Regions from separate parts of the Homo sapiens genome. Here region 2 is linked to region 1. The links are chromatin contacts, found by Hi-C or POLR2A ChIA-PET in ENCODE. All regions are on one chromosome and are shown on one strand. Each heading gives the region's core, a stretch centred on a gene start or an enhancer-like site at or near the end of the contact. The rest is flanking DNA. Distances are from core to core; before and after follow the strand shown. Region 1 overlaps BCL2 (BCL2 apoptosis regulator). Region 2 overlaps BCL2 (BCL2 apoptosis regulator).

Region 1 (4,502 bases), core at 1,276-3,775:
ACCCTGATTCCACCATCTCCCATTGCTTCAGGAACCTTCCTCCGTCAATTGTCCCTGCTCTCAATTACAATTTCAATCGCATCCTTCCTTTCTGACCTCAGGTATCCTCAAAATGTCTGTGCTGATGCGTGCTCCACCCTAACCATTATCTTCTCTGTCTCTGCCCTCCTAGAAAAGCTGCCAAGCCACACTCATTGGCTCACTTCCCACCCACATTTGAACCCATTCAGTCTGGCTTCTTCCTATACTGTGCCTCTGAAACCACCCCCACAGAGACCACCAATACCCTCCATGTGGCTAAATTCACTGGGTGTGAGGTTGTATCTTAGTAGGTGCTCTGATGCCCCGGACACCAAGACCACTGAGGGTCTTCCGTGACTCTGCTCCCTTTGGGCTACCTCCTTCCTCCTGAAGAATTTCCTCTCTGTCTCCCTCAGGGGCACCTCCTCCCTGGCCTATTCTGATAAGTTCTCGATGCTGCCCATCAGGCTTCTGTCTGGACATTTTCTTTTCTCTCTTTGACCAATCTCTTTCACTCTCTTGGTCTTATATACCACCCCTATGATAATGTTCCTAACATCTTTATATCCAGTCTCACTTTCTCCCCTAACTGGCAAATACTTATTCCAATTGCTTTCTAAGACATCCCCTAGGGAGTTCGATCAACCTGCCCCAAACTCAAGCTATCATCACTCCCTCCATCAAGCCTCCCTCTCTTCCTGTCTTCAACCTGGCTATGGCATCAAGTAAACCTACAGCCTCAGAGTCTCCTAGATGTTTTTCTCTTCCTCATGCCCCATATTCATTCAACAGTAAATCCCATGGCCATAGGTTAGACTCCCTTAGAAACAGACCCTAAGACAAAGATTTGAGTGCAAGTGGTTTATTTGGGAGATGATGCTAGGAACTCTAAGGGGAGCAGGGAAGGGAGAGAAAAAAAGGAAAAGACTCATGCATGAGTTACCTCATCAAGCAAGTTATTGCTACCGGCAAACAGAGCTTACTCCTGCCAGGGAAATCTGAGGGCCGGTGTAGACCATGCATCTCTTGTTAACCCACTGAGGGACTAGGGAGCTGGGGTATTTATACACCAACTCCTGCTATTCATTGGTTGAAGGTTGCTCCTATGGAATGTCAATACCCCAGCACTCCTAGCTGGCCATGTCACAGGTGAAGTACCAATCAAGGAAATAGATACAGATGCCACATCTCTTATAGCTGGAGGTGAAGTTAGTGAGCACTGAAGTGGTAAAGGCCAGGGGACAGGACAGAACAGGGCAGTAGATGCACTGCCAATTTTACCACCTGAACACTTCTCTCTCCCTTTACCTTCTCTCCCCAGGATCACTGCTGTGATTTCCAGTCTGATCTCTCTGCCTCTGTCTGAGTCTTGTGCTTTGCCTGTAAATCTCTTCTGTGTACTGCAGCCAGAGTGATCCATTCAGAATCAAATCTGTTGCTTCCATGCTTAAGTCTAAGGTTCCCAATGCTCTGGCTCCAACCTAGTTCTCCTGCTCAGCTTGTCACTCTTAAGTCAACTTTGGTTCATTCAGAGATTCAGCTCAATCATTTTCTGCAAGCAACTTTCTCCAAATCCCTAGGTTGAGCTAAATAATCCTCGGCTGTTCCCTGTTCACAGTATTATACGAAGATCATCTGTTTACATGTCTGCCTTCCCCATTCAACTATTAGCACCTGGAGGTGCAGGACCATGTTTTATTTATCTTTGGATCCCTGGAGCATGTGTCTGTCATACGTTAGGAACTCAGCAAATGTTTGTGGAGCTGAAACAAACTGATTTGTTTTACTATATGGCAGATTTTTCAAACATCCTAATAGATAATATTTTTTTAAAAGGGGAGTATTCAGAGACCAAATAAAGGACTGGCTTAGATAAAATTCAGTGCTTTTTTTTTCTTTCAGCAGCAGCCTCTAGTGTCCTCCTCCCAGGGACTGATGGTTAGCCGGTTCCCAAGGACACAGAGGGATCTGACTGGTCAGTGTCCCTGCTATATTGGTTAGTAAATATTATCACCCCCACTCACAGGTGCTTGATTCTCCAAGAAAGGGAGTAGCATTTTCCAAACTCATTTGGCCCCTAACCCCTCTGTCAAGGAGACTGCTGCTATGTTTGGAGTATTAGGAAGACAAACTTTGACAAGTGCTGCCTAAGAGGGTGAAAGGACAATAGCAGGGCATTGGCAAGAGGGGCAGCATTGGTGCCTGTGGTGCAGGGCAGGGGAGACGACCAGAGGTCAAAGGCTGTTTCTAGACATCTATGCAAACGTAGAGACCACTGGGTATGTCCTGATCCTAGATTCCACCAAGAGGGCTGGAGACTCATTGGCAATACTATCTGTGACTACTGCGGCCACACAGAATCTATGACATGCAACCGTCAGGTGAGAGAGAACGCCAGGAGAAAGAGAAAGGACATGAAGGAGGAAGTGGGGTAGACAGACACTTGTCTTGCAGAAAGAGCGCTCCATGAAGCCAAGCAAGATTCTCCTGACACCAGAGTTGGCTCAGAGCAAGAGGGGGAGCAAGCCGCACTGGCGGCTGGGAGTGGTGGCCGGCAGAGCACACGCAAGGAAGTGAGGACTTTTTTCTACCTGAATAAAGCAGCTGGTGAGGAAGTGACTCCATTTCCCCCCTTATCATCGGCTCGGCAGGATTTCCTCCACAGCCACATTGTGCTGAATGAGTCTAGAGGGTTCCGTCTGCAGAGCAGTGTGGCTTTGGCAGCTGCATGCTTGCTTCTGTCCCCTGTGACTCTTCCTCCCGCACCCTCCCTTTACTCCCAAAATATTGTTTCCGGGTTTGGGGGAAAAGGAAAGGGAAAAAAATAACCCTTGAGCATATAACTGAAGGACACACAGCTGCCTGGGCCGGAGATGGTGAAGAGGCACGGGAGCGTGAGAAGCACAAGGATTTGCCTTCCTCCAGGCTGGCGAAGGCTGCTCCCCAAAGCCATCTCCAGTGCCTGGGGGTTGATCTTGGAGGAACTCTGGGTCCAGGGGGAGGGGCTGGTTGAAACATGGGCCAATGACATTCGTGAAACCTAATCTCCATGTCATTTGGATGTAACAAGAAACCTGCTGGAGACATGGCAGGAGATGAAAAACCCAAACAAAACAAAAACAAAACTTGCCCGCTTACCACAGTTGGTCCAGGGAAGTTCTGGTGTGTTCTGTTATGCAAATTTAGCTAAGAATGCAAATCAGGCAGGGGCCCTCAGGAGCTGGGGAGGCTGAAAAATGAGAAGCCCAAATGGGTGCTTCCTTTCTCTGGCATTATTTTCACAGTTTGAAAATAATGTGCAAAGATGGCTTATGCCATGGGCCAGGGCAGAGGAAGCTTGGCCCCAACCACCTGCTAATGGAGACTTCAGCCGGAGCTGGCTATTCCAGAGATGGACCTCAGAGGATTCCTTAGTCTAATTACCTTCTGGGCTGGGGTAGAAGATGGTGTCTGGAGGGAAGCACAGAACCAAGTTCCCTACTGCCGCACTAGCTATGCAAATACTGCAGGGCACCTGTGGGCTCATGTCCCTCCTGCAAGAAGGTGTGGTCAGTCCAGTAATTCAAAAGACGTACTTCTGAAATAGGTGGAGAAATGCATTTATAGCAAAAAGTGCTAAAAATATGTTAATAGTTATGCTATTTGGTTCACCAGGTTAGTGTAATAAACCATAACAAGAGAGACTAAAGGCCGTATCTATATGACCTTGAAATCTCATCTTCAGCGGGCTTATTCATTCAGTAACCAAACTATTTTTGTAAGGTGCTGAGTATTTAGCTTAAAGCTAAATAAGACACATGCCCTGCCCTATAGTAACTGCTTGGTAATATTCCCAGTGGCTTCCATGGGCCTGATAATTTTCTTAGTACTGAATTCAAAGCACTTTGTGTCTTGTCTGCAGGCCCATTTGCCCAGCAGTGGCCTTGCCAGGAGAGAACAGGCCCATGCTCCTGTCCTCATTTTAAGGCACACCTGAAGAGGCCCTAAAGAAAGGGCCTATATACACACAGGCCTCAGTCACCTGCTTTCCAGTGTTTTGGCTTTAAAACGAAGTTTCTTCATTTTTCTTCCTACCTTCCTCATTCCATTACCTTCTTTTGGCTAGAGCTTCCGAGGGCCCTGCCTGTTGTGGTGCTCAGCCCTCTCTTGTTTTGGGCTTATGCTATTTCACTGTTTCGGGGGGAAGTATCAAGCATAAAGTGACAAACTTAACACTTTTATGATATTGTGTTGGACATGAAAATATGTCCAGCAAAAAACTTAATTATTATAACTCAACAATAAAAACGTAAGTAGCTAAATTTTAAAAAAGGCCAAAGGATTCTGGTAGACATTTTACCAGTGAAGGTACACAAATGGCCAGTAAGTGCATGAAGAGATGCTTCACTATCATTAGTCATTAGGGAAATGCAAATCGAAACCACAAGGAGAGATCACATCCACTAGAGTGGCTCTAATTTTAAAAATAGATAATAACAAGT
Region 2 (4,502 bases), core at 812-3,311, 160 kb after region 1:
ATCCCCTTCCATTCCATCCCCAACTGCCTCTCTTCTGGTCACTCTGGCCTTTTTGCCATTCCCAAGCTTGGCAGGCCCTTCAATTACTCTGCTTATTTGCATATGGTACCCTTTCACATTCTCCAGAGAGCAAGATCTCTTGCTTTTTTTTTTTCTTTTTCTTTTTTTTTTTGAACAAACTCTTATGTATCCTTCAAGCCCAGGCCAAACGGCACCTTCTCTGTGAAACCATCCTTAACTTTCCCAGGAAAAAACTCACTGGACTGTAATAGATCTGTTTGTGTGTCTGTTTCCCCAGGAGACTGTCCCCCCCAAGGCCAGAGATCATGTCCAGAAACCCAGTAGGCACAAAGAATGTGGAACAAACAAATGACCACGTTTTATTGTACAGTGGTTTCAAAATGAAGTCAGGAGGCAGAGTTGAGGCTGCAAAGCAGCTCCTCACAAAAACCACTCTATGCATCCTGCAGTGGGGGAGGTGGCTCTTCTAAATATGTGTACAACTTAATTTATGCACAGACAGAATAATTTAGATGCAGTAAGACAGCAAAAACTCCCCCTAGAAATTACATCCCCGTCCACTTGAGTCAAGTTCCTACTAATTCTCTACTCTAGAAAGGGAGGTAGGAGATGAAAAAGAATGAAAGAAGTCAGCAAACGCCCCTGAAGGTCTCTCTGCCTATTTAACACACACACATTCACAGAGAAGGTGCCATTTGGCCTGGGCTTGAAGGATATGTAAGAGTTTGTTCAAAAAAAAAGAGAAAAAAACAAAAAAGAAAGAGATCTTGTGCTCCTTCTCTCTCTCTCTCTGTGTGTGTGTGTGTGTGTGTGTGTGTATTTTACTTTGATATTGCTGGGATTCCTCTCTTTCACTACAGTCTGGACTGAATCATTTCACACAAGTAAATTTTTCAGATGACTGAAGCCTAAACTTTTAAAAAATTTTAACCATTTGGAATGGAGATATTTCTGTAACTTACTACTCACTTTCCCTGAACTCTTTGACTCTTCCTACAGAAAATAACTCTGTCTTGATGACTCAGTGGCATCATTAGGAATCACTAAGATTGTCCTGTGCTACGATCCAGCGAGAACTCCAGGAGCCGTAGAGATCTTTGTGACTGCCTGCCCCACGCAGAAGAGCCTCAGAGACTCCTGAGCTGGTTTTAAGAGCATTTTTGTCTTCTTCCTTGCTGTCAGACTCTAAAATAATTCTTTGAATAATTTACAGGCCTCCATTACCTCCTCTGTCAGGTCAATTCTAATTTAATATATTTGCTGTTTCTATTGGCTGGGTGGGGAGTGGAAATGACAACCAATTTTTTGAGAAAATGGACTTTTAAAAAAGCAAATGGTATGGAATATTATTCAGCCTTAAAAAGGAATGAAATTCTGATGCATGCCATGACATGGGTGAACTCTGAAAATATGTTAGATAAAACAAGCTAGACACAAAAGGACAAATATTGTCTGATTCCACTTATGGGAAGAATCAAATTCTTCCTCGAAGAGTCAAATTTATAGAGACAGAAAATAGAATAGTGGCTACCTAGGACTGGGGAGAAAAAGAAACAGGGAGTTATAGTTTAATGGGTAGAGTTTCCATTTGGAATGATGAACAAGTTCTGGAAACAGATGTCAGTAATGGCTTACATAATAATGGTTTATGTAACAAAGTAAATGTGCTGAAAGCCACTGAACTATACATTTAAAATTGGTGGAAAACGTAAATTTTATGTATATCTTAACTCACACACACACCACATACATACATACGTATGCATATTTATACAGATATATTTTTACATGAACTGGTTGAGAAGGTTGGCTGAGCTCTTATGAGCAATGGGTATGAACTTTAGCATATGTACTTCATGACATCCCTCTGCACAGAAGGGGCTGAAATGACTTCCTAGTTCCTAGTTGTGATTCACACCGTCATCAAGAAACAATGATCTCCGAAGGCGCTAATGTATTTTGCAATCATAAAGATCTTTTACTCACAAATTACAGTACTGGCGACAAACAGGCACTCCGAGCTTCTTGGAGAACATTATGAATAATCCCAAAGAGAACTGAGCTCCAGAAGGGGCGGGGCTTTGTCCTTTTCACACGGGAAACCAGTGCGCCTGTCCACGGCACAGAATCCAAATCTACTCTTCCCTTCTCCTGAGATCAAACTCTAGAACTAAGAGGTCACATGTAAAGCTGTTAAAAGAACAAAAATACTGATTATCTGAATTCATTAGGATCTTAAGGATATGTAAAAACTACATAATGCAGTCTTTTAAATATTACAATGTTGGGTTATGTCTTATAAATGAAATATTTTAGGTAATATTGGACGAATATTTTTAAAGTAGTCTGGTCTATAAAAGAGAGGAGGCCAGGTGTGGTGGCTCACGCCTGTAATCCCAGCACTTTGGGAGGGAGGCCGAGGCAGGTGGATCATCTGAGGTCAGGAGTTCGAGACCAGCCTGGCCAACATGATGAAAACCAGTCTCTACTAAAAAAAATACAAAAAAATGAGCTAGGCGTGCTGGCAGGCGCCTGTAATCCCAGCTACTCGGGAGGCTGAGGTTGCAGTGAGCCGGGACTGCACCACTGCACTCCAGCCTGGGCAACAAGAGCAAAACTCCTTCTCAAAAAAAAAAAAAAGAGAGAGAAAGAGAGAAAGAGAGAGAGGAAATAGTTGGTGGCTTGTTCAGTTCAACTAACACAGAGCCTGGGGTTTGGGGAGCCTGATGGTGAACTCTGTCTTGCTTAATGAAAGGTCACTATTGTCCCTCTGCCCGAATAATAATTTCCCTTCCTTTTTGGCTTCCTTATGAAATACCACGAAGCTCTACTCTAAAAAGTCATAACATGTTGTGCCCAGGGAAGATGTTGAATTGAAATTTTTTAATATGTGCTTTATTAAACAAACCACTTAAAACATTATTTTTGTCCTTCTGAAGAGTGACTTATTCTGCACATGAATTCAGAGTGAGTTAAATATTCAACCTATATATGTTTCATAACACAAGAGATATATAAATAAATGAGAAAGTAGGGGGGAAAAAGAGGTTTAGTAAGGATGCAGTAAGAGTTTCCTATCTTGTCAGAATTTCGCGTTTAAGTTTCTTTTAAGAAAGTAGTTTCCTGGCCCATGCTGAAACTCCCTTAGCCCTGCAAATAACACAAGGGCATCCTGTTCAAATGTTATTATGGAAACACTGTGCTGTTCTGGGCCAAATGTATCCAAATTAAACTGAGGGGGATGGAAATAACTCTCCCTTGATACGCCCTGGTTGCTGAAGGTGGGTTTGTTTTTAAGTAGAATAAAATGTACAGCTGAATATAAAAACAGATACATCCTCATCTTGTAAACCTGAGTGACATGTCATTCCACCTCTGGACTCTAGAAGAAAAAAAACACTAAGGTCATGCCTAAAATAAAAAGAGTGAAGGGAAAAGGATCATACCAGAGGTAAAACCGCAGACTTTCCCCACCTTTTTATTAAGGTATTAGGCAGGTTACAATTTGACAGTGAGATCATTTCTCTGGAACCAGGAAGGCACTGTGGGTTTGTTTTTCCAACGCACACTCTGACCCCTGTAAGAGCTTCTGAATCAGGTGTCTGGTCTTGGTAGGAACCAGTGATTAGTACTTATTTTTCAAAGGCTATTTAAACAGACTCTAGGAGTCAAAAGGGAGACAGAAAAAAAAAGTTGTTTCATTTATTTTTTAACTATGAGAGAACTTAAAATTACATGTTGTAGGAAAGATTTCACCTTCTAGTTATTAAAATAAAGATGACTAACTGGCTTCCTAAAGAACCCAAAAGGTCACATGCATAAAGTTGTTCTTTTGTAATATGTTTCTGTTTAAATTTTTGTTTTAAAAATTTAAGTTCCAGAGGACATGAACATCACTTGGATTGCCTAAATAAAGGATGCTGGTTTTGCCTCTTACCAGGCAAAGTCAATTGACTTTGCAGAACCTCTGTTTCCGCATCTATAAATCCACTTCCTGCCCTCAGGGAGAGGTTATTGAGGTTAAATAATCTCCTATCCCTAAAAGTGTTAAATCCAGGGTCTGGCACATATTGGGGTTCAATAAATATTCATTTCCTTCCTTCCTCCTGACTTTCGGTGACTGAGGCCAATGACCAATGTTGTCATAAATGGAAATGGGGAAATGAGAAGGATGAGTAGGTAAGGAAAAGATTGCGCTAAACATTTTAGCCAAAAATAGTAAAAGTCTCTTTAAGTTCATATTGTTCATGGTAACTCATTTTAAACTGATGTAAGGGCTATATTATACTAATACATTTATTATTTTTAAGGTACAACACTGTTTTCAACTATTAATGAAGAAAAACCCATTAAATCTCCTCTGTGTAAACTTGTAGTACTGCTTGAAAAATCTCAAAGACCAAGGAAGAAGTTAATATTGTCCCATCAGCACCCTTGCACTGCATTGCCCTGTTTTCATTACTTTGTGGCCCTTATGTTAT

Evidence for each region. Hi-C counts contacts between places; a loop is a spot of excess contacts on that map. ChIA-PET counts read pairs that join two places held with the same protein, here RNA polymerase II (POLR2A). Pooled maps may share reads with other maps.
Region 2: a pooled map shows a loop between it and region 1 (1.8-fold over the local background). The contact joins two enhancer-like sites. A Hi-C loop is called at or near these places in 36 of 168 maps with a recorded cell type or tissue (A673, B cell, CD4-positive, alpha-beta memory T cell and 23 more), 34 of 37 single-sample maps with no recorded cell type and 27 of 50 pooled maps. POLR2A ChIA-PET finds 5 or more read pairs at or near these places in 21 of 52 experiments (A673, B cell, CD4-positive, alpha-beta T cell and 15 more).

The regions. Positions count from the first base shown.
Region 1 is chr18:63,135,651-63,140,152 of GRCh38, forward strand. All of the region lies in intron 2 of BCL2 (BCL2 apoptosis regulator), which reads right to left. Among named protein-coding and RNA genes, the nearest start is that of BCL2, 180 kb to the right of the region's middle. RefSeq lists enhancers at 2,143-3,009, 2,951-3,000. Within about 2 kb of position 2,526, at least 14 of the 41 ENCODE cell types and tissues checked have a DNase peak (open chromatin) inside an H3K27ac peak, as active enhancers do; they include CD4-positive, alpha-beta T cell, CD8-positive, alpha-beta T cell, natural killer cell and 1 more, where a contact is called at or near this core.
Region 2 is chr18:63,299,655-63,304,156 of GRCh38, forward strand. All of the region lies in intron 2 of BCL2 (BCL2 apoptosis regulator), which reads right to left. Among named protein-coding and RNA genes, the nearest start is that of BCL2, 18 kb to the right of the region's middle. Within about 2 kb of position 2,062, at least 10 of the 41 ENCODE cell types and tissues checked have a DNase peak (open chromatin) inside an H3K27ac peak, as active enhancers do; they include CD4-positive, alpha-beta T cell, CD8-positive, alpha-beta T cell, natural killer cell and 1 more, where a contact is called at or near this core.